Regions from separate parts of the Homo sapiens genome. Here region 2 is linked to region 1. Evidence: read pairs that join two places in POLR2A ChIA-PET (ENCODE). Cell type or tissue: PC-3. All regions are shown on one strand. Links, peaks and the distances in the headings refer to the core of each region. The heading gives the core; the rest is flanking DNA.

The links. ChIA-PET counts read pairs that join two places held together with the same protein. Peaks named below come from ENCODE experiments on the same cell type or tissue, not always from the same donor. Only the 100,000 strongest peaks of a DNase experiment are listed, where the experiment ranks them.
Region 2: POLR2A ChIA-PET joins it to region 1 with 5 read pairs; 2 of 35 experiments call an interaction of 5 or more read pairs at or near these places.

The regions. Positions count from the first base shown.
Region 1 is chr10:34,602,809-34,619,583 of GRCh38, forward strand. The region is part of intron 2 of PARD3 (par-3 family cell polarity regulator); the gene reads right to left. Among named protein-coding and RNA genes, the nearest start is that of PARD3, 200 kb to the right of the region's middle. In PC-3, for the core only: a CTCF peak has its summit at 9,832; a DNase peak (open chromatin) is centred at 9,833.
Region 2 is chr10:34,316,139-34,332,913 of GRCh38, forward strand. It overlaps PARD3 (par-3 family cell polarity regulator), which reads right to left. Exons shown (of 25, transcript NM_001184785.2): 19 at 14,979-15,206; 20 at 969-1,200. Among named protein-coding and RNA genes, the nearest start is that of LINC02629, 420 kb to the left of the region's middle. In PC-3, for the core only: no CTCF peak of the experiment used is centred there; no DNase peak of the experiment used is centred there; H3K27ac peaks cover 180 bases.

The sequences.
Region 1 (16,775 bases), core at 8,341-10,840:
ACATGTAAAAACTTCTCAAGCCTTCACTATATATCCTCTTGAATTTTTTTTAAAGGCCTCTACTGCCCACGTAGGCACACAATTAACAGAAAGCAAAACTGAGGTCCAAAAAATGTCAAATGTGTATGTAACATCATTAGTACTTAAAAGTTATTATAGATAGTTAACAATAGTTGACACATAATAGTGCTGTGGTTTTGAAATTTCAAAATGTAATTATGTTCTATCCTTTGGAGTGATAGTTTGGTAGAGAGCGATTAAGGGAAAGAAGAAAGTACAGTCAAGTCCTGGAGCAGTGGACAGCTGTCAAAATTAACAGACATGAGGGAGTATACCAGAAAAATAAATGTGGTGCTTAGAAAATTACCCCTGGCTGACAGGTTGTCAAAATGTCCCAGAATGAAGCAATAGTGCCTTGGTGGGCTGCAAGTTTAAATCAGAACCACCTGCCTGGTGCTCCGCAGCTCTGGTGTTAAGTTGTGTCCTTGTGTCCCTTAAGAGCTCATCTCTGTCCCTGATGGCATCTGCCCTTGGCACAGAAGACTTGATACATTCCAAGAGCCCCAGGGGTTAATGTTCTTTGCCCAATGACATTATTAACTTGCCTAAATTCAATCTGCAAAGATTGTCTCTTCTGCCTAATTTGTTCCAAAATAATGTGAAGAGGAAGACAAACAGTCACGGAACACATTGAACAAGAGATGCTGAATTCAGGATGGAACATTTCATCTTTTGTTTGGGCAAAGGGGTTTCCAAGTCAATCAGAGTTCAATATGCAGACTAGAACCTTGATTAGGAACTCCAAACGACTCATTTCTTTGCCATGATCTTTAGAACCAGAGGCAAGTAATAGTACGTGAGGCCATAATATTCATCCCAACATATTAGACAGGGAGTAGAAGGATCAGAGGAGGCAGAAAATGAGCACAGAATGAAAACAGAAAAACTGTACCAGAAAACATTAAATTTGCATGTGGTACTCACAGCAAAAAGAAAAAGATGGGCAGGCAGTAAGTTGGTTTAGGCCACTGCCCTGAGCTCAATGACAGACAGCAACCAAGGGCACAGTACACAGAGAAAACTGTCCGACACGCAGCCAATCCCTCCATAACCAGATCCTGGAGTAAGGCGGTGACGGTCAAAGGTGTCTTCAGTCCCAGGTGCGTCCAGGAACAAGAAATTTAAAAACCATCCAGTTTTCCCCCCAAAACCTGCTACCTTAAAATCCTCTTAAGAAGTGAGTAAATCCCCTCAGGCCACAAAACAGGGACCAAAAGCAAGGGCAAATGTCCGAGTGAAACAAACTGCAACCCATCAGTCAACAAGTACAACTAATTTCTTGTTAGTCTTCCCAGTTTTCGGAGGAGAAGGAAACTGGGTATGAGATGGTTAATACCAAGTGTCAACTTGATTGGATTGAGGGATGCGAAGTATGAACCCTGGGTGTGTCTGTGTGGGTGTTGCCAAAAGAGATAAACATTTGACTCTGAGCTGGGGAAGGCAGATCCACTCTTAATATGGTGGGCGAAATGTAGTCAGCTTCCAACAAATTTAAAGCAGGCAGAAAAACATGAAAAGGAGAGACAGGCCTAGCCTCCCAGCCCACATCTTTCTCCCATGCTGGATGCTTCCTCCCCTCAAATATCAGACTCCAAGATCTTCCGTTTTGGGACTCTGGCTCTCCTTGCTCCTCAGCTTGCAGATGGCCTATTATGGGACTTTGTGATCGTGTAAGTTAATATTTAATAAACTCTCCTTTATTTATATATATATAAAGATATATAAAATATATATAAAGATATATATGATACATAAAGATGTATATGATATATAAAATATATAGAGATCCTATTAGTTCTATATTACATATATATTTTCAAGATTAAAATTATAAAAAATAAAAGTGTACTTTATTGAACTATAAGCAACAAAGATATTGACAAATCTCGCTATACCGTCTACTGAATGCGAATATACGGCAGAGATAAATTCTGACAAAGTCACTGATAAATTTGCAGAAGACTCAAAAGAGAAACTGCAATGCTATTACTCATTACTGGACAGATCAATATATAAGTTTACATTTTTCACTTTTCAAAAAAAATCTCAATGTTACTAAAACCTATTAGTCCATTTCTTTTTTCCTTCTTTGTACAGTAATATTTATTTTTAACTGATAGAATTAAAAATTGTAGATTCACTAAGGGAAAACTTTCACTGAGTTTCTCTTCTGGTGATTATTATTATATGTTTCCTGCTCTAATTATTAATGAAAATAATTTTGTTGTACACTAGGGTGGTGTAAAAATAATCCATGCCGGATGTCAACTACACTAGGTATGCCACTGATCTGAAACAGCCCCAAAATGAAATTTTTTTTTTTTTTTTTTTTTTTTTTTTTTGAGACGGAGTCTGGCTCTGTCACCCAGGCTGGAGTGCAGTGGTGCAATCTCAGCTCACTGCAAGCTCCACCTCCGGGGTTCACGCCATTCTCCTGCCTCAGCCTCCCGAGTAGCTGGGACTACAGGGCGCCTACCACCACGCCTGGCTAATTTTTTGTACTTTTAGTAGACACGGGGTTTCATCATGTTAGCCAGGATGGTCTCGATCTCCTGACCTCATGATCCGCCCACCTCGGCCTCCCAAAGTGCTGGGATTACAGGCGTGAGCCACTGTGCCCTGCCAAAAATACTCTTAAATATATATATATATCTCCTATATATATCTCCTATATATATATATATATATCTCCTATATATATATATATCTCCTATATATATCTCCTATATATATATATCTCCTATATATATATCTCCTATATATATATATCTCCTATATATATATATCTCCTATATATATATCTCCTATATATATATATCTCCTATATATATATATCTCCTATATATATATATCTCCTATATATATATCTCCTATATATATATATATCTCCTATATATATATATATCTCCTATATATATATCTCCTATATATATATCTCCTATATATATATCTCCTATATATATATATCTCCTATATATATATATCTCCTATATATATATCTCCTATATATATATCTCCTATATATATATCTCCTATATATATATCTCCTATATATATATCTCCTATATATATATATCTCCTATATATATATATCTCCTATATCTATATCTCCTATATATATATATCTCCTATATATATATATCTCCTATATCTATATCTCCTATATATATATATCTTCTATATATATATATGAGGAAAAACTCCCCTTTATATAGATATATCCTATTAGTTCTTTATATATATACAGAACTACATATATCTATATTACTATACATATATAAAGGGAAATGTGTGTGTGTGTGTGTGTGTGTGTGTGTGTGTGTGTGTGTGTGTGTGTGTGTGTAGTTCTGTCCCTTTAATAGAACCCTGACTAAAACAGCGTATGTCTACAGATGTGTGCAGGTGTGTACAGTCACGTGCTCCGGGTGCAGAGAAAGGCAGTATAGGCACCACAAACTCAGGCAGAGTCACCCAGAGGAGGAGAAAGATGAGGCTGGAGGCAAGTGGAAAAATCATGCCTGCCGGATCCAGTTCCCCTCCTCAAATCTGCATGCTGTGGAGCATGATTTTCAAAGATTTCTTTTGGTTGGTTGGTTTTTTCTGGGACTTGGAAAATAAAGAAGCTACATTTTTATAAAAGTTGGAGCATCAGCCTGGCATAGTGGCTCATGCTTATAATTCCAGCCTTTTGGGAGGCTGAGGCAGGAGGATCACTTGAGGCCAGGAGTTCAAGACCAGCCTGGGCAACATAGTGAGACCCCCGTGTCTTCAAAAAAAAAAAAAAAAAAAAAAAAGTCTGTCTATCAATAAGACAGCTCTGGCTGGGCATGGTGGCTCACGCCTGTAATCCCAGCACTTTGGGAGGCCAAGGCGGGCAGATCACAAGGTCAAGAGATCGAGACCATCCTGCCAACATTGTGAAACCCCATCTCTACTAAAAATACAAAAATTAGCTGGGCATGGTGGTGCACGCCTGTAGTCCCAGCTACTCAGGAAGCTGAGGCAGGAGAATCGCTTGAACCCAGGAGGTGGAGGCTGTAGTGAGCCGAGATCACACCACTGCACTCCAGCCTGGTGACAGAGAGAGACTCTGTCTTAAAAAAAAAAAAAAAAAAAAAGACAGCCAAACACAGCTGGAGCATGAGCATGTAAGTAGCTGTCCAGATTTGTAGATAGATGCATAAGATGAGAGGCCACGTTGAGAAATGTGTTTCAGCACAAATCTTAATCTTTGGGGGCCCATCTAAGTTCCTGGAAAACTAGTACCAAGTTTTCTTCACCTTACAGATTTCGAAACTGACAGAGCTTCACCCTATCCCACCCACAAAGTCATTACTCAAGACCCATTAAAAGTGTAAGAAATTCCGGCATTTTACAGATAAATGCACAACACAGGCAATATGTATTTGCAAACAACCCTCCAGGGTACACACAAATATGCTAAAAAATGCAGTATTTCACAGACATATCAGAAATAAGAAGATGACAACCTCCTCAAGATGAGGCTTAAATGATGGATTTTGTGCCAACAATAGGAATTCTTAATGCATAACAGCTAGAAGAGCCACTGAATAATTAAGTAACTTCCTGGGATAGTGGGAGGGAAAAGAGTGCAAATGTAGAATGAATGGATTTAAAAAAAGGGATATTCTGTGTTTTGTACAAATTCTAATAATTACACAAATTCCAAATGACAGCTACCCTAGGTGATATCTGTTCACATGATCCTTTTTCTGTTGCAAATATGTTGGTAAAAGGCAGGAAAAGGTAAGTCCATCCTTTGGCACCTATAAGATACTTCTGTTTGCATCATGGACACACTCCTGTGAGCTCAGTCTGCAGTCTGTGGAAGGACCAACGAAAACTTTAAAGATCTAGAATGTTTAGGGCTAAGTCAACTCCCACGCCATTCTGTTGTCTCATATTAGAATTAAGAACCAAAGCTTTGTGAGAAACATTTAGGTGCTTTTCTTTCACCTAACATCAGATCAGAGCAGGCTTTGTGGATACCACCCACCCTGGCATCAGCACAGATCTCCCATTTATGTATTTATTTATTTATTTTGAAGCTCTGTTGTCAATGTCTTGAAATTCTTAATTTTTGAACAAAGTGCCCTGCACTTTCATTCTGCACTGTGTCCTGCAAATCATGCAGCCAGCCCTGAGTAATCCTGAGGAAGAGTCTTGTTTGTTCTTAGGGGCTCACTCCTCTTGCTGGCTGCTCTCCAAACTCTTCCACATACTGACATGTGTCAAGCCTCTCAATGCTGCACGGTCCCAGCACAGGATGCTGCAGCCATCAGAGCAGGGGATTTCAGTTCTTCTGAATTCCATGCTGGTAAAACATACTAGAATTAAAATAGACTGACAGCCACCCACAACCGTTTCTCCATGATTTCTGCCTCGCTCTTCCACAATTACTACCCGCACCCATAGATTCTTGACAACGTATATAGCGTAAGAGATAATACAAACGTTGGGAAAGATGGAAATCATTGTATTCTCCATTACATATATTTAAAAAGGACAAAAAACCTTCCTAGAGCCATCTAGTTCTTAGGCACCACCACAATCAGCTCTCTGTATCCATGCATTCTGCATCTATGAATTCAACCAATCTCAGATTGAAAATATTCAGAACAAAAGAATACAGTAAAAAAGAATACTTTTTTTTTTTTTTTTTTGAGACGGAATCTCACTCTGTCACCCAGGCTGGAGTGCAATGGCCCGATCTTGGCTCACTGCAACCTCCACCTCCCAGGTTCAAGCAGTTCTCCTGCTTCAGCCTCCCGAGTAGCTGGGATTACAGGTGCCTGCCACCACGCTCGCCTAATTTTGTATTTTTAGTAGAGATGGGCTTTCTCCATGTTGGCCAAGCTGGTCTCGAACTCCTGACCTCAGGTGATCCACCCGCCTTGGCCTCCCAAAGTGCTAGGATTACAGGCATGAGCCACCGCACCCAGCCTACAAATTTTTAAAACTAACAGGGTATAGCAACAATTTACATAGCATTTATATTGTATTAGGTATTACAAGTAATCTAGAGATCATCTACAGTCTACAGGAGAGTAGAAATAGGTGATACGCAAATACTGCACCAACCAATATGAGGACCTTGGGCATCTTCAGATTTTCTCTCAACTGACTAGATAACCCCTGTTAACAGATGCATCAAAAGGCCCAGAACATTTAAAAAATCTTTACAATCCTAAGATTCCAGGAATGAATAAGTCATTCATAATTCGACTAATTTTGGACTCAAGTCAGTATTTCCTCTAAAGCAATGGCATAGACATCTTTAAAACTAACAATTCTATTTAAAATTTAGAATCCCCAGGTACATTTTCAACTCAGTTATTTTTGTCAATTAATTATGAGTCTAAAATTAATTAATATTCACACAACATTAAAATAAGATTCCTCTGTCAAAAGCAGGCCAAAATTATCACCAGTAGATAAATATAAGCTCCAATAATTTAGCATGAGAAAGTCTGTAGGGCAGGTTTTGTAAAAATGGAAATTTCAAACAATGCAAGGCAAACACCACCAATCTCAATACTGTCAAGACTGTGTGGATACTGAAACCTGCTCTTAGAAGTATACCACACTCCTGAGATACAGAGCCAGTTGGTTAAGGAGCGTAAGAAGAGATCGAGGTCTTGAGTACTTACTTCCCTCTTTTTGTTTGTTTAGAGACAAGGTCTCCCTTTGTCACCCAGACTGGAGTGCAGGGGCACAATCATAGCTCGCTGTATTCCTGAACTCCTGGACTCCAGTGATCCTCCCGTCTCAGCCTCCATAGTAGCTAGGGCTATCTAGCCACCATGTCCTGTTATTTTTATCTTTTGTTTTGTCGAGACAAAACAAAAAACCTGTTGTGCAGGCTGGTCTCAAACTCCTGGCCTCAAGCAATTCTCCCACTTCAACCTCCCAAAGTGCGCCCAGCCTCTTACTTCACTCTCTTGATCGTGTTTTTAAAACCAGCAGAAATTAGCAGAATGTTACAAAGTGCTAGGCAATAAACTATGAGACGAGAAAAATCATTTGACATTACCGTCAGAAAGGCTGGGAAACCTTCTGCAGAATTATTTTTATTAAGAGTAGTGAAATTTCTAGCTAGTGGAAATATACCAAAACTTAGGCGGAGGCCAACTGTTTCAAAGTTCAGAATTTTATACCAAAGGGGCCTTTTATTGAAGCTCTGGTTATTCATGATAGATTCATCCACATCTACTCTAATCTCTGGTAGTATATTCCTACACTATTTAAAGTGCATTCTATTGGCAACGACTGGAAGTAATATTAAATATATCGGCTAGGGCATGTGGCAAGAAGGATGAGAGTCATTAAACTCTCCTGAAGTTCCAATCAATAATCCAGGTACCTAGCAAACCATCCAGGGAACGTGAAAGTTGCTGAATGCTCTTGATTAGGAGGCCACCGATACAGCTATTATCATAAGAAATGCTCTGATACATACAAAGAAAAACTGTCACTACATTCTGTCACTGTTTAAAAAATTTAAAAATGCCAGTACTCATCAAGAATTGGTCGGACATTATGGGAACAGAATACTCTAATATTAAACAGAAATCTAGGCTTAGAGCAGTTAGGAAGATGACCCAGTAACCCAAAAAGGGTTACGTGTGGACCTGAGTTAATCAAAGAAGGAAAAATAAGCATGCCTGTAACCAAGAATCAGTGTGAGGAAAATTCTCAGGAGCCAGTATGATCGTGGGTGAAATATGGAGTTCCTAGAATACGCTAGACAGATTAGGAGTTTCCTTTTTTGAAATATATATATAATGTGGTTGCTGACAGCATTTTGTTTTATTTCAGTTTATAATCTTTATTGTTTCTGAGCAAAATTAAACTGCTAAACATTGTGTATGTATGATTAACTAGTAGGTATACTCTAAGTTTTATAAAGTTTGATATGCAATAGAACAATTAGAAGTACCCACAGCTTTTGATTACTGAAAATATACAAGACCTATTTATGTCTGTAAAGGGTGGTGTGTGGTGATGGGGAGAGGTGGGGGGGAGTTTGAAATTTTCAGCTCTTAATGATTTTAGAAAGTAAGCAGCTCCCAGGGAAATACATTCATGCAATGACAGAAAAAGTAAGTTGCTTTCTTTTCCTTTTTAAAAAATACCTAGTTGCTGAAAATATTCTAGTCTTTGAACAGTTTAGCAGAGTTGAAACCGGTCTATGTTAACGATGCATTCCAAACTCAGTCCCAAAAATAGATGAAAATCATGCACCTTGAGTGAGGCAGAATAAGGGCCAGTTTATTCTTACATGTATTAATGCTTCAGTGCTCGGATAAAGGAAAACTGTGATGGCTGGTAAAATTAATTATAGCTTTCAAAGGTATTCTCTGTTTACTAGCTACTTCTACAACATAAGGTAACATACATATAAATAAATGTTTTCCATCACAACTTTGTACCTTTAGTATGACATTTTAGAAACATTTTAGCTGACTTAGTTTACTAACCCTTGGTTAGGCATTACCTAACCATGTACTATCCGAACTGGAAGGCAGAACAGATCAAAACCAAACCATCAAAAGGAACGCAGAGCATACACCAAGGAAGGCAAGGAAAAGACACATGCAGGAGTAATTTCGGGATTTTCTGATGCCTTTTAAATTTAATTTCAAATATGACCAGAAAAATTAACTTGACAAATCACAAGATTAATACTATTTTAGAATCCCTTCCTTCTAGACTTCTCATAAGGCAAATCGGAATACAATTATAGGCTGTCTAGGAAAAAATCTGGATCTTGAACCAACCACAAAAATCCTGTTGACTCCTAAGGCCCCGTACGCAATTTTCCATAATGAAATGGGGACGGGAGAGAGCTAAAAACTGCTGAATTTATTTTCATCCACGTACATGAAGATGGGAAATAAATGTGATACATTTCTTTCTTTTTTTTTTTTTTTTTTTTGAGGCGGAGTCTTGCTCTGTCGCCCAGGCTGGAGTGCAGTGGCGCAATCTCGGTTCACTGCAAGCTCCGCCTCCCAGGTTCACACCATTCCCCTGCCTCAGCGCCCCCCCTACCCCCCCGCCCCGAGTAGCTGGGACTACAGGCACCCGCCACCACGCCCAGCTGATTTTTTGTATTTTTAGTAGAGACGGGGTTTCACCGTGTTAGCCAGGATGGTCTCGATCCCCTCACCTCGTGATCCGCCCGCCTCGGCCTCCCAAAGTGCTCGGATTACAGGCGTGAGCCACCGTGCCCAGCTGTGATACATTTCTAATAAAGACACTGAAATGTAGTATGCATCTGTTCATGCAGTATATAACCTATACAGAAACATAACCATAGGCTAGAAATGTGTGTATTTAATTGTATGTTTATGCCTAAGTGTTTGAAAGCTGTGTTTAATATGAAAAATAATAATAATTAAAAACAATTTTAACAAATCCTATTCCAAATATACCACCAAAATATTGAAATATACACACATTTTCCCTATCAGAGAGAAATTATTCTTTAGGAAGAGGACAACCATTTTGTTTTTAAAGCCTAATACAACGGAAGGTTAAAAAACACTTAGGAAAAAGAAAAAATAAAAAGTAGCTCTTTACCTACTTTTTCCAAAGGATCGATATGGACGTGTAAGATGACAATCGTGTGAGAGGCACAATGTCTGGTGCTCTACATGCACAGTCCTAGCTCAGCTCCTTAGGAATTTCACCCAACTTTGGCAAAGCCATGTGAACCTTGATGATTAATTTCCTTATCTGGAAAACTGGGGCAACAATTCTTACCCTAGAGGGCTATAGTGAGGTTTTATGAGCTAATGGCTGCAGAAAGCTTCTTAATGCTGGTATATAGTACCAGACACAATGAATAAAAACCACTGTTGCTAGTCATCATAGCAATGCTGCAAGATGGATATCATTATTCTCATTTTGGGAAAATATGAAGGTATAACTTACTTGCCTGTGAAATAATTGAGCAATTGTGGACTGGAAAACAGCTGAAGAGGTGATAAAGTAAGTTGAACAGCCAATCAAATAAATAATGCTAGTTACTGTTTCTCTGTATCTTCAATAAAAATTAATCTTTTAAAAAGTTAACATATATAATTATCCACAGTGTACAAAACCTAAACCTACATAGGTGACCATAAATCAACCAAAGCTACAAACAGTACAAATATTAATAAATATTTCTACCTAAAGTCCAACATACAAAGTAACCCTTTTTTCCTGAATTTAAAGGCATGCTCAGAACTAGCCTACGATTGCTCAATCATTTCAAGTTATTTTAAAGCATTAAAATAAGTGTATCTTTGCACTTTTATAAAAATACATTTAAAACATAGCAAAGTGAACAACAAATCAAAAAAGCAAATTCCCCTCCTGATTAACCTGTGTGCACATACACACACACTGACCACCTGCTTTCTTTTTGATTCAGCTTTTAGTATCACCTTTCTTAGGGCTTGCTAGTGAATTACAAAGATATATAAAAAGAAAGCAGCCCCAAAACACTTTTATGGCTTGAAATTGGAGTTCAACAACATCTGTGCAATTACGAAGTATATCTTGTAGGAATAATAGAGCTATGTATCATAAATACATACCAGTAGCCCAATGGTAAAATCATTAACTCTTACTTAATTACTACCCACTCTCTGAAATGCACATGGTCCAGCTTACAATTAATCATAATTATTCAACCTCACAGCATAGCCCCACACAGCATCCAGAGGATTCGCAAATGTGTGGCTTTCTTATTCATTCTGCCTATTATAAGAACAGAAAGAAAATTCAGACACAATGGCACCACAGGAAAAAGGGCAAACAAATTCATTTCCTGTAGAATAAAAAAAAGGTTTAAAACATAGTTTTCTCGTCCACATTCTCCGGAGATCAGCTTCCAAGATTCTCAGTTTATGGGAGAAACCAACTAGGGTGAATGTGGAGAAACCATTTTGCATCTTTTTCTAATAACTTTAATTTTTAAACTTGCTTTTTAAAATGATGTTGCATCACAAGCTACGAATTTATCATCTATTGTCAGCAAATCTTTTCCTGAACTAACTTATTCAAGATATAAAACTATAGCAAACATTAAGAATGTACTACCTAGGCTATCCTTATAGGAAAAGTTTATAAACAGGGAAACATGAGAACATGTATACTCATACATACATGTGTTTGTATGCTTGATCTAGCTTTCAAAGGCAAACAGCTAAATTCAAGAAAAGAAAAAAAAAGTTTTCCTACTGTAAAAATGTATTCCTTCTTGGGAAAAGTAATAATATTAAGTCAACCAACATAGAAAAGTAATGTGAGGCCAATGACCTCTCTCCTTTTGCTCCGCTACATGGGATGAAGGACTAAATCTCTCAGAGGAAGGACCAGGAACCTGGGAAATTATTTCAGAGTTGGCGCTAAAAAAACAGCTAACCAGAGCAGAAGCTCTGGAAACTAATTGAAAATATCAAGAAGTTCTCTAACAATGAGTAGTCAGAAGATTAAGGGAAAAAAAGAAATAAAAGCCATAAATTTAAAAGAAACCAAGTCAGACATTAAAATAAGTGTCCTATTCTAGGGTAACAAGGCTGATTATGAATGATAAACAGTTTATTAACAAGTTATCTCATTGGACCCAGATCATTTCTTTCTTTAAATCATGCAGGCATAAACATAACTAAACATAGACATGTATTTTTAAATGTTTTAAATATAAATGTCTACATATATTTAAAAGATTTTAAAGATGTCTAAATGTCTAACACATATTTAAAACATTTTTAATACTGGTTGATATTTTTGCTTAACTTTCTAAATAAAAATTAAGTACATTTCCTATTGCCCAAAGTGATCTACAGATCGAATGCATCCTTATCTAGACACCAAGGACATTCTTCACAGAAATGGAAAAAAAATCCTAAAATTTATATGAAACCACAAAAGACCTCAAATAGCCAAAGTGACACTAAACAAAATAAACGAAGCTAGAGGCATCCCACTACCTGACTTTAAAAAACGCAAAGCAGGCCGGGCACGGTGGCTCATGCCTGTAATCCCAGCACTTCGGGAGGCCAAGACGGGTGGATCACAAGGTCAGGAGATCAAGACCATCCTGGCTAACACAGTGAAACCACGTCTCTACTAAAAATACAAAAAAAACTTAGCCAGGCGTTGTGGCGGGTGCCTGTAGTCCCAGCTACTTGGGAGGCTGAGGCAGGAGAATGGCCTGAACCTGGGAGGCGGAAATTGCAGTGAGCCGAGATGGCGCCACTTCACTCCAGCCTGGGCAGCCTGGGTGGCAGAGTGAGGCTCCGTCTACTAAAAACAAAAACAAACAAAAAAACAAAAACAGAAACAAAAAACAAAGCTACAGTAACCAAAACAGCATCAGCATGGGAGTGACATAAAAACAGACACATGGACCAAAAGAACAGAAATAAATCCACATACATGTAGCCAACTGATTTTCAACAAAGGCAAAAAGAACATACATACAGTCTCTTCAACAAACACCACTGAGGAAACAGTGTAACCATGGGCAGCAGAGTGGAAGTAGACCCCTATGTCTCTCCATATATAAAAATCATCTCTAATGGATTAAAGACTTAAATGTAAGGCCAAAACTCTGAAACTACTACAAACAAACACAGGAAAAAGGCTTCCCGACATTGGTCTGGGCAAAGATTTTATGGCTGAGAACTCATGCAACAAAAGCAAAAATAGACAAATAAAATTATATCAGACTAAAAGCTTCTGCACAGCAACAGAAGCAATGAAAAAAGTGAAGCGACAACTACAGAATGGGAGAAAATATGTGCAAACTATTCATCCACCAAGGGAGTAAAATATACGATATATAAGAAACGCAACAGACAAAAACCAAATAATCCAATTTAAAAATGAGAAAATGATCTAAATAGAGAGTTCTCAAAAGAAGACATACAAATGGCCAAGAAACATATGAAAATATGTTCAACATCATTATTCATAAGAAAAACGCAAATCAAAACCACACTGTGATGTCATCTCACCCCAGTTAGAATAGCTGTTACCAAAAAGACAAAAAATAACAGATGCTGGTGAGGATGTGGAGAAAGGAGAACTCTTCTTGTGCACCCCTGGTGGGAATGCAAATTAGTACAGCAATTATAGAAAACAGAATGAAGTTTCTTCAAAAAATAAAAAGCCTGTAATTCTAGCACTTTAGGAGGCAGAGGCGGGTGGATCACCTGAGGCCAGGAGTTCGAGACCAGCCTGGCCAACATGGTAAACCTGTCTCTACTAAAAATACAAAAATTAGCCAGGTATGGTAGCACATACCTGTACTCCCAGCTACTTGGGAGGCTGAGGCACAAGAATTGTTTGAACCCAGGAGGTGGACTTTGCAGTGAGCTAAGATCGTGCTACTGCACTCCAGCCTGGGTGACAGGGTGAGACTCTCTCAAAAAAAATTAAAAAAAAATTAAAAAAAGCAGAACAATCATACATCCAGCAACCCCACTGCTGCATATACACCCAATGGAAAAGAAATCAGCACATCAACGAAATATCTGCGTTCCCATGTTCACTGCGGCCTTATTCACAATAGACAAAATATTGGAATCAATCTAAGTGTCCAGCAACTGATGAACAGGTAAAGAAAACGTGGTCTATACACACAATTGAATACTATTCAGGCAACATGAATGACCCTGGAGGACGTTATGTGAAGTGAAATAAGTTAGGTACAGAAAGATAAATACAGCATGTTCTCACTTGTACATGGAAGCTAAAAAAGTTGATCTGGCTGGCTGTGGTGGCTCATGCCTGTAATCCCAGCACTTTTTGGGAGACCAAGGAAGGAGGACTGCTTCAGCCCAGGAGTTTGGGACCAACCTGGGCAACACAGGGAGAACCATCTCTACCAAAAAAACAAAAGCCAGGTATGGTGGCATGGGTCTATGGTCTCAGCTACTCAGGACACTGAGGTGGAAGAAACATATGAGCATGGGAGGTGGAGGCTGCAATGAACCAAGATCACACCACTGCACTCCAGCTTGGGCAACAGAGCACCTGTCTCAAAAAAAAAAAAAAAAAAATAACTAAATTAAAAAGTTGATCTTGGCCGGGGGCGGTGGCTCACACATGTAATCGTAGCACTTTAGGAGGCCAAGGCGGGGATCTCTTGAGGTCAGGAGTTCAAAACCAGCCTGGCCAACAAGGTGAACCCCATCTTTACTAAAAATACAAAAAAATTAGCCAGGCATGGTGGCAGACACCTGTAATCCCAGCTACTCAGGAGGCTGAGGGAGGAGAATCACTTGAACACGGGAGGTGGAGGCTGCAGTGAGCCGAGATCACGCACCATTACACTCCAGCCTGGGCGACAGAGCAAGACTCTGTCTCAAAAAATAAATAAATAAATAAAAATAAAAAGTTGATCTCATAGAAGTAGAGAGTAAGCCAGTGCTTACCAGAGACTGGGAAGGGGAAGGTAGGAAGAGATTGGTTAACAGACACAAAATTACAGCTAGATAGGAAGAATTAAGTTCTAGTGGTCTAAGGCCCTGTAGGGTGAAAACAAATACTAATGTATTGTGTATTTTCAAATGGCTGGAAGAGAAAATTTTTAATGTTCCCAATACAAAGAAATGAAAAATGTTTGAAGTGACTGATATACTACTTACCCTAATTTGACCATTACACATCACTTAAATATCACACCGTATGCCATAAATATGTATAATTTTTGTCAAAAATAATAAAATAATGTTTAAAGTACATTTCAATTTGTCTATAGATAACACAGTATTTGGTCCACAAGACCACAACCAAGTGATTATTTCTCAAATTAAAAGCAAAGCACACACAGACTGAAGGCAAGGGAGACATGAGTAGGCAGCCTTCATGGGACTGGCTTCATAAATTTAAACTCACTAAAGGGATGCCTCCTTCAAGGAATAAAGGGCTACACTCTAGGGGCTCAGCCTAGAGAGATCAAAATTATACATTTATTTTTTTTTACTTTTTTATTTCTCAGATTGGGTTAAAACTGTGAGAGAGAAAACTTTTAAAACCTACAGTTTGTTTTGAAATTTTAAAAGTAAAACATTTTAAAGTATTAGCTATGGCTTCTCTATACACTGTGGCACTCAACTGTATTCTGATGGAAAAATCACTTTCTTTTAATAGAGGACCGTCAAAACTATGACCTTTCTAAACTATAACCACAGGGCTGTTTAAAACATTAAAAACAAAGCACAAATCCTCTACCAGTTCCTCTGAAATTTGGGCTTCCTAATCTGTATTTAAATTTTTAAGAACTTTAAACATAGCTGTATTTATTAAGTGTTCAACGATTTTCCATTAACAATGACCTACACTCAATTAATGAATCCAAATAAAAAAGTCTTTTAACCTAAGACCTCCCAATATCAGAAGATGTGCAAGTCTCCAAGCTCCTTAGAAATTCTTAGTTTGCTTCAAAATAGTGACTCCCGCAAACACTGAAATAGATTCCTTTTCCAGCATACTTAAAATAGCTTTTCTTAACTCTTGGTGACATCAAGTGACATCTTGTACTGTGAAGTCAGAATGTAAGAACGCTTCCACAACAGTGGCAAAGTAAGTCACAATTCAGGTAAAAATGAGAAAGTGACATCTCCAAAAACAAAGTAATAGCACTCTGGTAAACATGCCTATCAATTCATTTTAAAAAAAAAACTGGACCCAAAAAATAATAGACCCAAACTGAACTAATGGTATGTATCAATCAGGAAATAGATGAGCCACTTTCAAAACTTCAAATGTCTTCTTAGCTAGGACATCCTTCCTGACTGACTGTTTCCAATAGGATTTCCAAAATATCACACTCTACACATCTAAGATCACACCACTTTCCACCCGTTCCACATTCCTGTCTGGCAGAGGCACTGGCTTTTTCCAACCTGCTGGAGTCATGCACACCTCCTCCTCTCTCCTCAGTTACACAGGTGACTCCTCAACACTAAGGTAATATTTAAGGTCAACCACAATATGATCCCAGTCTCCTTTCTGGTTTCACTTGGTGCCACTTCCCTAAGGTTTCCTCTTTGTCCTCAGAGCACACCTCGTGATTCTTAGAAATTAGCTTTCACTCATCCCACAGCCCCTCACTGGATGCTCTAGAGTTCACCAATATAGTCCCATAAAGCCTTTTTTTTTTTTCTTTTTTTTTTTGAGACAGAGTCTCAGTCTGTCACCCAGGCTGGAGTACAGTGGCATGATCTTGGCTCACTGCAACTTCCACCTCCTGGGTTCAAGCAATTCTTGTGCCTCACCTTCCCAAGTAGCTGAAATTACAGGCATGCACCACCACGCCTGGCTAAATTTTGTATTTTTGGTAGAGACGGGGTTTCACGTGTTGGCCAGGCTGGTCTCGAACTGCTGACCTCAAGTGATCTGTCCGCCTCAGCCTCCCAAAGTGCTGGGATTACAGATGTGAGCCATCATGCCCGGCCCACAGTCCCATAAAGTCTTTACGGTGTAGCTCAACTCCACCTTCTCCTAAAAAATTGTGTTGTTCTCTCTTCAACTACAATGGTGATGCTGACACTTATGAAGTTTATTGGCATTCAAATATTTATTGAATGAATAAATAGCTTAAATATCCTGCATTTTATTGTATAGAATTATAATGTTATTTGCCAACTTTTTTCTTTTTTAATTTTTATTTTACCACCACCACCATGAGA
Region 2 (16,775 bases), core at 7,807-10,306, 290 kb before region 1:
AGGGGATCCATAATGCAGGATAACTACTTTTTGAAAAGTCAAATGGCTGTGCTGTATGTTTTCAATTTTAAACCATCACCTTGATATGTTTAGGGGTTTAATTTATGGAACAATCAAGCAATCTTTATATTTAACATTAAGTGCCTGAATATTATAAATCATCTTAGATGAACTTTTATGGGAGAGTTTCAGTGCAACTTCTGAACAACTTGTCACTTTTATTGTATGGCAATGATTTGTAAAAAATGATATGCTAAGTAATCCTAGAGTATAATTTATGGGCACAAAAACAACTGTCAAGAAACAGCCAGAGACCACATTTAATGAAATCTTTACAGACCGAAGTAATAAGTACTAAATTAATGAACGCAGCTTAATTGAAGCTCTATTTGTAACTTTTTTTATTAGACTTGTTATTAATGAACCTTTAAATGCTACCACTAACTTGAGCTCTATGTTTAAATTTAAATAATGAACCATTGTTCACACACAAAAAAGAACAAACACTGCTTTAATAGCCCTTTGTCTCAATGGGGCTTTCACTCTTATGCATAACTAAGATACAGACATGTCCCTCCTACCTCTCAACAATTATTTACATGGTTGGCAAGATATAATCATTTAGGCTGCTAAAATAGTCTGAAAATAGCTAACATGAAATCCATAACAAAGTAAAAATGAGGTAGGAAAAGATTATACAAGAATTTTGGTTGATCTCAAAGATAATGTTTTCAAATCTGTGCTTTCAGTGCTTTTATTTATTTATTTATTTATTTTAGAGAGAGAATGGAATGATCTGTTGCCCAGGCTGGATTTGGAATCCTGGGCTCCAGCATTCCTCCCAGTTCAGCCTCCCAAGTAGCTGGGATTACAGGTGTGCACTACCGTGTCCAGTTTTTAGTACTTTTTGCTAAGCTCACACTCCTGTATGTTTAAGGAGATTCTGGTTTGGGATGGTAACGACTTACCTGAACATGTCTCCCAAGCCCTTCAGCATTCCCTTCTTGGCTTTCATTTTATCCTTCTCCTTATCTCTATCTTTCTTCTTTTCTTTTCCAGTTTTATCCTTTTTTCTATCAGTCTTATCACCTTTCTCTTGGTTTCCATTCATTTGTCTCTCCAGAGAGTGGGAAGGCTGATCACTGGCTGTGGATACAGACTCTCTCCCTGATCTTGAACTTTCTTCTGTGTCTTCTTCCACTTGGAAGGAAAGAAAAAAAAATAGGGACACAGTGAACCAACGCAACAAAAATAATAAAGCTAAAATACATTCAAGGACTTTACTTTCCCACACTTTTACTGCAGTATGGCCCTGCTAGCAACATGGACTGCAATGCTGTTTAACTTTGAGTAGAATTAAAATGGAACATGTGATGTGGATGCCTCCTACGTGAAGATCGTGTGCCAAGTCAGTAGCAGCAAAACAGCAGCTTCCTGGTGGGATGCTGATGCACCCACAGAAACACCCTCTAAGAATCAGATTGTACACTACTAGGGGGGTGCCAGCAAGACCTTGTTATACAGCGCAGACCTCTAAGGGTCCCGTGTACTATATTTGCAAGATGAAAAGAAAGAAAATAAGCAGGCCTTCCCAAAGTGCTTCCTTTCTTCTTGGGTAAGAATAATGCAGATACACTCTGGCCCCTCATTAATTTGCTGGACTACACCATTCAATGTCAGCACAAGGACTTCTTTCCTTAGGCTCCCAACATATCCTGCTCACACAGAAGAGCAGATTATTTTGGCTTATATCTACAACAGATCTGCACAGCCTCTGTAACTCTTCTTTGCATAAGGCCAACATCAGAAGTAAATGCTACTATATATTCTAATCCTAAACAATCTTGCATGCCTATCTGCATCATGGCGGCTGAACAGAGGTAGAGGGAGCCATGAAAATGAGTAAATCAATAAGTGCACTTCTCTGGACTTTGCAGATAAAAGATCTGCTTAGTGATAACAATATTCCATTCCTTGAACCAACACTTCGTAAGCACATGGTCCAAGGGCACTTCAATACCCCAAACTTTTTGCAGTTGAAAGAACGACAAGTAACTGAAGTAAGTCTCCCCCTACCAAAAGAGCTTAAACATTTCTCTATTAAATAAGAAGCAGAGAGACACGTATGAACATCCACTCTCAGAAATCTTTCTTTCGAGACTGGTCACCTAAGGTTCTCCTCCAAATACAATGAGAATTATAGGGGGCCATAAGGTTAATTACTCCGTGAATTCTTAAGTCATTTTTCTTTTTCCAGCATCAACAAAGAAAGTATAGATCATTATTTCTGAGTTTCTTATAACAAAGAGCCAAACAGAATGGTTCGGCCTCTTCCCAAACTTTTGCAAAGAACTGACCTCCAAATCAAGTTAATATATCCTCAGTAAAATTCAGTCCTTCCTCTCTACCAGCAAGGAGCACTTTCAATAGCAATACACAATTATCGTGGGTATAATAAGACCAGCTAAAAGGGTCCCAATATCTTAGATTTCTGCTATTAAACCCTCACAAATCTGAAAAGAGACTATCAAATGGTGGTATAGCTACGCCCAAGTAACACAGTTGTGTTTTTTTGTTAAAAAGCCAGCTATTTATCATAATGCAAAAAACAAAGCTCAGAATTTTTTTATTTTTTTTATTTTTTTGAGGCTGAGTCTCGCTCTGTCGCCCAGGCTGGAGTGCAGTGGTGTGATCTCGACTCACTGCAACCTCCGCCTCCTGGGTTCAAGCCATTCTCCTGCCTCAGCCTCCCGAGTAGCTGGGATTACAGGCGCCCACCACCACGCCCAGCTAATTTTTTGTATTTTTAGTAGTTTTGTATTTTTAGTAGTAGAGTTTCACTATGTTGGCCAGGCTGGTCTTGAGCTCCTGACCTCGTGATCTCCCCGCCTCGGCCTCCCAAAGTGCTGGGATTACAGGAGTGAGCCACTGCACCCAGACTTTTTTTTTTTTTTTTTTTTCTTCTTCTTGAGACGGAGTTTCACTCTGTCACCAGGCTGGAGTACAGTGGTGTGATCTTGGCTCACTGCAATCTCCACCTCCCGGGTTCATGTGATTCTCCTGCCTCAGCCCCCCAAGTAGCTGGGACTACAGGCACACGCCACCACACCCAGCTAATTTTTGTATTTTTAGTAGAGATAGGAATTCACCATGTTGGCCAGGATGGTCTCGATCTCTTGACCTCATGATCCACCAGCCTCTCCTCCCAAAGTGCTGGGATTACAGGGGTGAGTCACACCCAGCCCAAGCATATAAATGACTTCAGAAACGTTAGCCTTCCTCTGAACTGCGAGTTATCTCATTGTAAGCCATTGTCTTCCTCCAAAGGACATGGTGGCTTTTAAGAAAATTTGCTCCTTTTCCTCGCTATTAAGATATAAATAGTAATTGTGCACGTTTATTAGAAGAAGCCAGTTACAACTAGAAGGACATAGTGAAAATCCATAATCTTACAAATAATACTGAGTTCAGGCTATAATTTTTTGTGGTGTACACAGAGCAGGGAAAGAATATCCTGGCAGTTGGCCCAAGGGCTTACTAATTATGTGCAGCCTTTTCAAATGAGAGCTCCCCCAAAGAATGTAAACATAGCTCAAGCAGGGCTGTAGTGTGTTGCTTAATGCCCTTGAACATGGCTGTGTTCTATCTGCTTGTGAACCAGTACTTCAGGTTTTTGAGATATGGGTGTGGCCACAAATGTGAGATAATTGACCAAATAATTACAGAACAATTCCCAGAAGTTCTCTGGAGCTATAAAAACCTAGGTCTATTGGTATACTCAAACTAGATAAATGGAAGCTAGTGAATTTTGTATAATTCCTGCATGGAAACCTCCTTTCACCTATACTTCCAAAGCTCTTTATTTGTACAATCTTTTATTATTGCACTTCTCATATGATATCACATACATGTCTCCCTCCCATTCTCTAAGCTCCTCAAATGAAGACTGTGGGGCAAACAGCAGCTGCTCATAAATGGCTGCATAAATGAAAGACTTTTGGTAAAAACTGACTTGTGACTTTATCCTGACCAAAACTTTATCTAATCGCCAGGTATCACCATTCCTCTAGCTTTAGAAAAATGCTTACTGTTCTCTCATCAAGCCTGACAAGACTAGCCACAATCTGACTACAGTAACACTAGGTAGGAATGCTCATGATATTTGGTTTAGCTCTAATTAGTTTCTGGTATATTTTCATGCTATTATTGTTAGTGCTGTATGCATCATTTAATAGATTTTACGACCCTCTACAATGTCTGAAACTATAAACAGAAAAATGAGCTCAATAAATGTAAATGATTTAGTCTTCCACAGCAACCATTATCATAAATCATGAATGGAACTATCAGTAGCGATTCTGTTAGTTTTCTGCCTAATAGTTTTGGCAGAAGTTCAAGGGGCATATGTCGGCTCTTGGCTTGGGAACAGAATAATGGCAGTGCCTTCACAACTCACTATATGCTGAAGTCACGTTTGTTGCCAATTCTTTTCATATTCAAAATAATTTTCTGGTGTATGTAACACAACTTATTTTCTAAAGTATGTGAAATAAAGTAGTATGAAATCAATTATTAGCTTCAGGTTTTGTAACCTCATTTTATAAAATTAAAAGTCCTACCTCTGTTTCCTGCCCCAAGCCAGTGGACTGTTTAAAATGACACTTGCACATTGGAGGATTCTTTATGCTTGTTCTGAACATTCTAAATTAGATAATACATTATCACAGAAACTCTTCTGGGGGTGTACTGATTTAACTAATCCCTTTGAATGCCAACTAATTAAAAATATTTAGCAATATGTAGCTTCATATGTACAAACATAAGATGTTCTTTTAAAGTACTGAATTATATATACTTCAAATTCTGAAATTATTTGATAGAGAAAAATCTTTATCCTGCTCCTATGCAGAAATATTGTAGTTTCAAAAGCTCAAATAAATTGGTTACACATGCTTAATTTTTGAAAAAAATATACATATTCAAAGTCACTGATGTACTAGTCAGATTTTAGGTTTTAAAATAAATCTGTACATTTAATACTAGCTTTATAATTAGGTACATAAAATATCTTTATTCCCTTAAACGAACATGCATATAAACAATTTTTCAAGTAAGAAAAGTACTAGTAATATATCAGCAATAAATGGCTTGATCTATTGTGTTCATACAGCAAATTACAAGGTAAGAACTAATCATAAATTTACATTTAGATAATGTACTATTTTAAGTGCTATATACATTTCTTGATTTTTTTCTCTTTAATTTTGCTCATTTTGACAGACTATTTGCTTTCCTTTTGCAGATACCCTACACAAAGAGCGATGATTATCTCCTTCCAAACAAATAGAAATTTCCATTTTTGACAACATTTCTGCCTGTTTAAACCTGCTCTATGCACTGAACTATCAGCTATGTTTCCATGTGATTACCTATAAAGATAGGCACTTTCAAGTTTCTTTTTTTAAAGAAGGTGTAGCATGAAGCTGCTTATTTCTCTTTAATGTGGCAGAGTCATTCTGCAATTAAGACATACCTAATTACCATGTTTTCAACAGATGCAAATGGAGCTCAATTAAAATTCTAGTCCATGTTACAAATTAAGGCACTCAACTCTGAAAGGTATCATGTTAGGACTGGATCACCAACAAGTTTGGAAAAGATCGGGCATTTACGTGTTAATGATGATGGAGAAAATGACTTTGGGTTTTCATTGAAGTGCAAAGTTCTGCAGCTACTGCCATAAATAATCTATTTCTATCTAAACTTTACAAACATTTTACAGTCAAGGTTGACTCAAAGCCTCAAGGTCATTAGAGTCTATTTCCCCCCCCCATTGAGAAGTGATGCTACTGTTGATACTATAATTTCTGTTGGCCGCTTATCCAAAATCCATTTCTCCCTTTATTCTTCCTAATAGAACTCTGTGTCCAGGAATGCAACCTAGCTCCAAGGGGTGAATTCATTATTAAGTTTATGGATGCCATACCCCTGCAGACTTGCCAGTCCAAGGTTATCAGACCAAGAATGGCCCCGTTGGACTCAATGGACATATCCATGCTTAGGGAGAGGGCTCATTCCCTTCTGTTAGACAGCAATAAGACAGTAAAAGGCCTCTGAGCCCTAAAATTACCCTATGGATAGCTGAATTATGGAATTATTTTGTGGGTAGCTGACTCATGGATAGCAGAGCAGAAGGGGCAGAAAAATGTTGGGTCTTTGGAGAAATCTCTCTGAAGAACTCTAGAACTCAAGTTATGTAGGAAAATGTATTTCCTTATTGTTTGAGTTGGTCTGAGTTGCACTTTCTATTACATATAGCTGAAAGCATCCTAAAAGGTACACTGCATAAAGCAAGTGTTAGAGCAACTGTGGAATATCTATTGTGTTATTTGTCTTAAGTGTATAATTTAGCAGTAAATATCATTTTAGGTAGCTTTGGCAATTTTACTAGATTTAAATAATTTGTTTAGATTTGCTACTAGATTAAAATGAATTGTTCAATGGGTATAAATAGAGATATACAAAACGAAAATATCATAGTATTACTTTGTATTTAAAACTCAACAATACTCTCCTCTGAGGGAGAGGCCCCAAGAAGCATCATTAAATACTCACTGAGCAATTAAATGAAGGACTGAATAAGCAGCCAACAATATGAAGAACTGCCCTTTGTTGCACCCATTTAACTATGAACTACCTTAGAATTAGGAATACTTAGTAATAGGAACACAGATACTTGAGCAATTTACAATTTATATTGAAAGATAAAGGATGAAATGTAAAAATTCTACACAGGGTGACTCAGTCTTCACAAGCTATATTCTTAAAACAAAACTTTTAAGTTAAAATGAGACATTCAAAATAGAAAATTTCACTGGATTTAGTAAATCCACTGACCACTACCAATTTCTGTTAGTGTTAGGTAAAAAGATAATACAACTAAATGAGGACTGGACTTTCAGTCGCTGCAAACTCCTGCATAGGAATCAAGAACGCTGGGGACATAAATATTGTTTTTATTTCTTATTTTGGTGGAACACTTTGACTTTGGAAGAGAAAGAAAGATGTAGGAAATGAACAGCTAGTGATACACAGATGGTGTCGAATAACATGATCTGCTCTTCTGGACTCTGACTTTTAACATTAGAATGATGAGCTCTTGGCAACAGAAAAACTTAGCTTTTCCTGAAAACCAAAAAAAGGAAACCACACACACACAAAGCTGGCATGAAACAGGAAGACTTTAGAGCTTTTAGACTAATACATGGGGTGAGAATAATAACTGATATGATGAAGACTGTGAGGAGGTAAAAAAGCTATGAAGGAATCAGGTGACATTTATTAGTGGTATTGTAGAGTGGTTTCAGCAACTGGGAGAAAGTTCAAATAGATGACTCCTCAGACACTCTACTCTAAAAATAGCTCTATTTCATTTTTAAAAAACCTTTCAATATATGTGGGTGAAGGAAGAAAAACAATAGGATCACTCTTTTAAAGAGTTATTACCAAAAACCTTTCTTCACTTTTACTTGACATTCTAAACTTCTCTTTAACCCATCCCCCTCAAATGAAGCAGGTAAAATGCTCCCACAGATAATGGTAGAATGTCACCTCCATTATCCCTCCCTTCCCTAGACAATGTTGCAGAGCAGGCACAATGAGGGTCACACCCTCAATTTTCTGAACCTTCGCAAATTCGCTTTTAGTGTCCAACTGATTTTAACATTCAAATGACGGCCCACAGTGGATGCTGTTTTCTGTCCATGGGGACAATTTAAAATGAAGCTGAAGGCTTTTTAAAAACCAATTCTGACCGAAAGGGCTGGCTACACAATCGAAATGACAGCATTCCTAACCCTACAGTTGGAATTGCCACTGAGAATTTTATTTTAATCAAGGAGTGAGCTTAACGTACACAACGTCTGTTTGAACAACATACAAACTATTATTTATGGTCAAAGAAAGAGATTTCAGGCCACTGCTCAGACTCTTTTGAGTGAAACACAAAAATTAACAGCATAAAAATGTTTAGAGATTATAAAATAGTGAATGGCTAGCAATGCTTTACTTTGCTTTTGTGTGTGTGAGGAATCAGAATGCCTGCTTCCCAAAAGCGAATGTTCTTACCTACCATGAAACATAATCTATATTGAGTGATCCGCAAAAATTTCCTGATGTTAAAAAAATAATTTATACTAAAAAGTCTCGGATGCACTGTGTAGAATCAGCTGGAGCTTAAGAAAAACTAGATTGTCGGGGGAAAAGTTTCTTGGAGAAGGAAGATGACAGTATAATATACACACATTAGAGGGCTGGGGAAGAAAGAAGATACACCTCACGAAGTGTGCACCGCATGGCACAGGCAAGGGTAAGCACGGACACTTGAGGGGCTGTGAGAGTCAGAAGGTGACTGCAGAGCTCACTGGGCACATCTAGAGACAGGAGGCCCAGTTGGGAGACACTAGCAATACCTTCTGATATTAAATAACGAGGGTCCGGCCTAGACTGCAAGTAAGGGGTGAGATTAGATTACATGTGGAAAGATTAAGAAAGCTTGGTAATGGAGTGGTGACACAGTGAGATGATGATTCCAAGTTTCTGAGCCTGGAAGTGCTAATGAGAGAAATCACATCATCATCATCATCCATCTTTGTGTGAGAGACGCTAAGCCCGTAAACAGTTTCTTCCTTTGCTCTGGTACTGCCAAGCATCATCGCTCACCTGGATGATTGTACTACTATCACAGAAATTAGCTCCTTGCCCTGACGTTACTACTTATCATCCCATCTCAATAAGCCACCCTCTACCCCAGAGTCCCATCATATTATTTTATTTGAAATGCAAGTAATTTAAAATAGTCTGTGGTTTGCTGTCTACATCTTTTTTTTTGAGATGGAGTTTTGCTTTGTCGCCCAAGCTGGAGTGTAGTGGCGTGATCTTGGCTCACTGCAACCTCCGCCTCCCGGGTTCAAGCAATTCTCATGCCTCAGCCTCCGAAGTAGTTGAGATTACAGGCATGCAGCACCACGCCTGGCTAATCTTTGTATTTTTAGTAGAGATGGGGTCTCGCCATGTTGGCCAGGCTGGTCTCGAACTCCTGATCTCAAGTGATCCACCTGCCTCAGCCACCCAAAGTGCTGGGATGACAGGCACCTACATCTTAAACCTCACTCCTCACTATGCTCTCACCTGCCCCATACACACCAACCTAACAGAACTACTGCAGCCCAGAGATGGCTCCCCATTCCCTATGTTCCATATTTCTCTGTGCATCCAGTTGAAGACTCTCAAGCAGTAACACTCAACTCGGCCAATACCTCTCTTCTGGAAATCTCCTCCTCTACTTTCCTCTCCTCCCTAATTCCACATCAGCTGGGCACCCCTACACCACCACCCCCTCCCCAGTGTCACACTAACTTACACACTACAATGGAACTGAACCACACTCCTTATCAAGTGCTCATTTATCCACTGGGTTGAATCATCCCCCAACCCCGAGCCCTTAGGAACTAATAGCCTAAATATCAGACTTTAGGTACACACTCTGCAGTAGTTTTAGCGCAATGGGCTTTCTGTTTGGAAGTGTGTTTCATATTCTAGAAAAACCACAGGACTGAGAATTAGAAGATACGCATTCTAAGATTCAGTTCCTAAGTGTAATCTTAGTCAAATATATAGATACTATTTCCTCTTAAAAAATGGGGCCTGGTGCGGTGGCTCACTCCTGTAATCCCAGCACTTTGGGAGGCCAAGGTGGGCAGATCACGAGGTCAGGAGTTCAAGACCAGCCTGGCCAACATGGTGAAACCCCGTCTCTACTAAAAATACAAAAATCACTTGGGCATGGTGGCACATTCCTGTAATTCCAGTTACTTGGGAGGCTGAGGTAGGAGAATTGCGTGAACCAGGACCTGGGAGTTGGAGGTTGCAATGAGCCAAGATTGTGCCACTGCACTCCAGCCTGGGCTACAGAGTGACACTCTTTCTAAAAAAAAAAAAAAAAAAAAGTTAGAAATGAGGATTCTATCATTCAAAACACTTCAGATGTCAATATTCATTGCACTTTCTGCTAAGTTACATTTTACCTAGAAAAAGAAATGCAGAGAATACCTTTGGTTATTTCACAACCATACACCCATACTATGATCAGAAACCTCCTAAAAATTAATCGAAGCTCCCTTTCTTAAACTGCAGGTTAAGTATATGTATCATTTTATTTGCATAAAATGATGTGATAGGTTATTCTTCTTCTTAGCATTTCAGAACAAGTATTTTTATAGATCAACATCCAATTATCCACTAAAATGGATTAACCAAATAGGAAACAGTTTACAAAGTACTCTGACTTTGAAATCTGATCCCAAATTCTTCCACAATAGATTTACTGTAATCCACTGTGTTTTGCTTATGATAAAATTATACTTAGTTTGCATTATTTTTGCTGAAATAGGTGGTGATGAAAGGTGGCTAGAAGTGGGTAGAATACTGAGAGTAGAAAATGAGATATCAAAGGCAATATGTTATTTCATAGCTAATAAAACAATAACAAAATTCCCCTAGAAGCTCTCATATTAGTTGATTTAATAATGTAAATTCAGTTTCTTCAAATTTCATACTGAAAACCTAAATTATGTGTATTCTGGAGCAGTGCTTTTCTCCTATCTCTTAATAAGAGCTCTATAGGAAATTATGCAAGCTACCTACTTCATGTTTGAAGACAATGCCTTCATGTTTGCAAGGCACAAAGTTTGTCACATTTAAAATTCTGAACTTGATATATCTTAAAATCAATAGGTATAATTAATAGGAGATATTTAGTTTTGCTGTTTCACTTCCTCAACCTTAACAAAAAGCTGTTACAAAACTGAGTGCAGGGCTTACAATTTCTGGCAACTTTTAATTACGAAAAAGTAGAATTAATGTATTTTTTAAAAGAAAACAAAGCAATCTTACTGCATGCATTTTCTTGGTAGCAATAGAAACTGATTTATCATGGGGAGGAGAAGTCGCTTGCTGAGAGCCAGGCTGGGCATGTAATTTGCATAGAAGAGGGAGCAGATTGTCAATGCCCTGACCTGTCAAACACAGGTAGGGCCTCGGAGATAATGGGTCCCAGAATACAAAGCTCCATCTTGATCCAGACAGACGCACACAACATGGAGAGGCCAGATGGATTAAATGAGACACAAAAATGCTGGCTTCTGCCATCTCCACAGGAAGAATGTAAGTGCTGCAGAAGATGACAGATACCAGATACCACATGGATCCCACCCCAGTCTCTTGGCCCCATTGCTGTGCCCATGCCATGATTTCCACACTGCTGAGAAGAGGCCAGCCTGTTCAGTGCCATGAATATAGTCACTGGGGAGGGGCTCGACCCAACTGACAAAAGCAATCAACCATGCCTACGCCTATGTGTCTTACTTGTAAAGAGGAAAAGTGCCACATGATGATAGAAATCAGAGCCTGCAGCACGGTGCAAGGAGCTCTCTGTTCCTGCTGACCTCCATAACTAGCTTTTCCACAATGGCTCAGTCTCTAGCCACGCATTTCCAGGGTGCACTGCATCCTCAGGAAATGTCCCATGTGACAAAAAGACCATCTGCCTAGACGAGGGTCCTCTTTTCAGATCCAGGTTCAAGGGGGATGTGGCTTTTTAATTTCTACGGGCAGCTGTAACTGAGTTGGACCATCGGGACAAGAAAGAACCCACTTCCCCTGAGGCCCACTTAGCACAGACAATAGAAGATGTTGGACATGCAGCCAGGGGACACATAGCTAAGGGACAAGCCCAGAAGGGCAAAAATGCAGGAGCATAGCCACAGAGACAGCAAGTCCAGAGACTCCGCTGTGCAGGTCCACAAGCCAGACGCTGAAAATGGTGTGGTTAGGAAGCCGAAGGAGGGCTAACTGAGCCAGCCTTCTTTCCAAAGCTGGAGGCAGAAAGTGCCTTCGCGTCTTCAGTTTTATGTAAGCTGACAGCCACCAGCAGTAACACCACATTTGATAGACAATTTTTTTTTAAACAAAAACAAAGAGTTTGCTGAAGTATTGAAGATCTAGTGCATACAAGGTCCAGTGTGGGATACCTCACTCACCCACTCATCGATTTGGCAGACATTTATTTAATTCTATGATTTGCCAAGCTTTGTGTTTGGTAATGCAAGATGGAAATAGATGGGGTGTTTTCCACATGGGCCTCGCAAAAGGTGAGGGGGTTAGCGTGCCAGAAGTAGGGCAGTGAGGGGGTACATAGAATCATGGAATGTTAAACTAGGAAGGACTTCGGAAACCATCTAAACCATCTAAGCCAGAACTTTTACAACTTTTTCCTAAATACTCAAAAACACCCTTTTTAAAAACTAAAATTTACAAAGGATCCCCATGTACAGAAGTGAGTAAAACAACTGTGAAGGTGGTGGTGGGGGGAAGGTGACACTGGTGGCCTTTCCCACTCTCCAAACCCATTGAGGTACTGCTCCTGACCAGAGATCACAACACACCAGTTGAAAGTCAATTATCTAGTCCAAATCTTCAGTTTTACAAATGAAGAAATTAAAGCTCAAGCAGTTGAAGTTTTGACTAAAATCCCAAATTACTTAGAAGAATGTAGAGGAGGATGCAAGTCACCTGAATTCCACTTCTGTGTTCATTCCACCCTATAAACACGATTTCAACAACCAAAATTGGAAAAGTTTGGAATTTACAATAGTTGCCATTCATTTGCCATATGCAAAGTTCAGAAGACTGGTATGCAAAAAATAATAAAAACAGGACTTTTGAAAAATACAACATTTGGTGGTTGTAGGTGCAGCGTGTTTTAGGGCACCTGCCACACGTGTATTTCCCAGGTCTTGTCCAGAACTTTATCTTTGGTTTGCAAATTGTAATTTGCCTATCCATGTGTTTCATTTCACTTTTTTTCTCTGAAGGACAGATACATGAATGAACTTTAATATACTGTTATTTCTCATTTTGTTTTTTAAAAAATAAGTTTATATAGGGACAAAATCAGATGTCCATGTTGGTGGGACACTCTGGAGGCTATCCCTACAGAATTAAAAATATACCTTATATTCATATGTATTCTATCTCCTGTTACATTTGAAATGAGTGAAATATTATAAGAGCAAACTGCATTTTTTAAGGAAAATTAAATAACATTTTAACCAGAACAAGAAAAAAGTTCAAAAGCATCATTATAGATACTTAAAAAATATATATCAAGGGGCCAAAGCATAGTAATTTTTGATTAAATATACACCCAAGACAGAGAGAAGCAAGCTCTATAATTGTCAAGTAATATTGATTAGGATGGCAAGGAACCATTATTACAAAGAGAAAAAACTCAATAGGGTCGAAAGCTTATATGACTCAGGATCTTGGAGACCAGGTTTGGCAGCAAAAATAGTAAATATGCTCCTCATCCTGCAAGAATGGGCTGCATATATTCACAGCCGGGAGGAAGAGGTGGGCCTGGAGAGGACACCAGGAGGCTGCAACTGGGTCTGGAGAGGCTGACCTAAGGAAGTTCTGGGCCTGGAGAGGCCGCCAAAAGGGAAAAACTGGGCCTGGAAAGGCCCAGTTGTGAGGAATCTGATCATAGTGACAAAACTGCCTGGATTTAGATGGAGAATCAGGTGGAGGTGGAGAGAAGTGTAGCAATCCTCTAAGTTATGCTTCGCATATTACATTATGACAGAAATATTCATCTTCCCAAACGCATTATATGTATAAGCATTATACGTATAAGCAATGTATATTAACGTATATATACATATACATTATATGTATATGTATATATTCTCAAAATGTGATCTTTATTACTTAAAACTCTTCTTCCCACGAAAGTCTTTCTTAGGTATATGTGATAGAAGTGGTCCACTCAAATGTTGAATTGCAAGTAATTTACAATCTACACAAATTATCTCTGGTCTCTGCCTTAGTTTTATTCTGTGGTCCCTCCAACTATTCGTACAATAGTTTGATGGTTGAGTCACATTTGAGGTTAAAACACTAAAAGGTAAATTAGTAGTTATGAGCAATATAAGATAATCAACAATTTTCACTATTAGGACTCCTAAGCCCTTTTGCTTCTTAGTAAATATATCGGTAGAGTTTTTCCATTACTTTTTAATAGAATGTTTACTTTAATATAAGAAATGTTTAACTCTCTGGAAGGATATATTTGTACCTATCTATAAATTATTTTTTATTCAATAAACCATGGAAAACATTCATATTAACCTTTGACTTTTAATAATCTTGGCTTTAAATATTTTGCAATTTCAAAATAAACACACATAAATATAGCTTGCTAGTTTAGTTATAGGAAAGAATGAGTAATTCCTGAAAGCAAAAAAAGAAAAAAAAAATGTTTTTAAGATCACAGATTATTACAGGTACTCAATGGAGACATCCTATTTGAGACACTACAAAGTAGTGGTTTTCAAATATTTTGATCTCAGGATGACTTCACACCCCTGAAAATTATTAAGCACTCCAAATAACTTTTTTATATGTGGATTATATCTAGCAACATGTACTGAATTAAAACTGGGAAAGTTTTAAAATATTACTTTTTAAAAACAAGCAACTTCGTGTTAACAGAAATTACATTTTTTACCAAAAAATATATATATTCCAAAAGAAGTGAGAACAATGGCACTGTTAAATATTTTTTCAGAATTTTTAGTTTAATATTGGCCTGTAAGACAGATTCTCATATCTGCTTCTGCATTCAATCTAATGCAGTATCACAGGACATGTGGCCTCCAAAAAACCCCAGTGTATACTTATAAGAGAATGTGAGTAAAGGGCAAATAATATCGTCTTATTATGAAATAAGAGATTATTAGACCTCAGAGATCTCAGAGATTACCCTGAAGAATCTTAGAAAACTCCAGGGCTCCCTGGAGCTCACTTTAAGAAATAGAGTCTAATTTTAATTATTATTCTTTCAGCCATTATAAACTTACAGGTCTCCATGCCTTCATCATCATCATCTACCGCGGGTTTATCATAAGATTTGTCGATGGCAGCTCTGAAGCTCTCATTGCATCCCCTGCCTCTGATTATCCGCGGCCGTGGACGATGGAAAGGAATATCCCCATTCAAAGTCACCTCGGCAACTGCGGTCTGCAGACTCTCCAACGAGCTTGACTTCTTCAGACCCAGGGAAGGACCCACATCTCTGCTGGGAGAACCTGGGAGGTTTACAAGAAAAAAAATGTTAGTGTGAATTAGTGAAAATTATGTACCTGAATATGCACTGTCGAAAACTTCAGGTACATAACAATTATTTGCTCAATGATGAGTTCTGGAATGCAGATGGAAAAGACAAAGAATAAATGAAGTAATAGTTGCTAATTTTTATTTTTCCCAAACTTATATTAGATTTGGTCTATTTTCTCTCTTTGCATTAGGAAAAACTCTAAGTCATTACTTTTTAAAAAAAATTTCAACAGATGAAATTGTTGTCAAATCGTTTTGCTCCGGTAATAGGAATAATCTAAAAGAACCAGAATAACCTGGAAGCTCATTTGAAAAGCAAGGGAAGATGAGGAGAAGGCTAAGGTCAACAACCAAGAATAAGCTTTGCACTTAATTAAAACCTTTTTTTTTTTGGCAATTTAAAATTCTTTAGAACAGAAGCTAGACATGCACATCAATGTGCATTGTCAAGTCTCTTCCTTGCTAAACTGCAGACCCACAACACTGCATAAGGAGTAAGACCACGGGGGCCAACATGTCACCAAAACAGTTAGGGCAACCTGGCAGCAGGCAGAAACCCAACCCTGGGAAATATGGATATTCTATAGGAAGAGTAACACAAGCTTTGAACGGAAACAGATTACATAAGGGCTCTCTCTCAGAGGGAAATAAAAAAGGAGAGACTGGATATGAGTACTTCTATCTCTAGGCCTGGGAACAATATGTTTGAAAAACAGGTGATGGACAGAAGAAAGACGACTTAGCAATTAACCAGAACATTTCATGAGGATGACAGGGACAAATTCCGGGAATTAAAAATTTGGCTCTATTTCCTGAGGATCTAGGGCAGAAGGACCCAAGATAATACCAATAGTACCAAGTTGTGGAAGGCAATCAAAACTGATTTCTTTAACCAGGTAAGACAGCCTCATCCATCACTGCCTGACCTGATACTCAAAGGTAGACTAATTTAGCTTCCGGATGACTGAAATACCAGCTCTGCACCACCACCTGGGCAATCCAGGTTATAGAACTGGTTCTTCATATATACAGTTAAAAAGACAGGTGAAAAAAATAGAGGGTAGGAGAAACAAAATAGTTTATCTCTGCATGGGGTCATCAGCCCATATGTTGATCATGTTATTACCCAGAAGACAAATAGTTGTGACATAGGCTTTTCACAGCTCAGAAAATAAAATAGAATTAAAATTACACTGAAAGACTCAAAACAAAATTTAATTTTTTAAGATTCACTGATGTTAAATGAAGCTATTTTGGGTAAGAATAGATATGTTTAAAATGTAGTACAAACAGGAAGGCAAACACATGATTCTAATGAAGAAATAATATTCCACAAATTGTTGTGCTGGAAAGAAAAAGATGTCATATTTAGCTTTCTCAGTGCAGGTTTGTCTATATTTCTTTATTTTATGACAAAAGTTCATGAGATTTATTTCTTTGAATGAGATCCATCTTACTTTTTCTCTGGGCAGCACTACAATTTTTGACAACTGCATTTTCTAAATTACTCATAAAAGTCATGTCATGGGAAGAAAAATGAA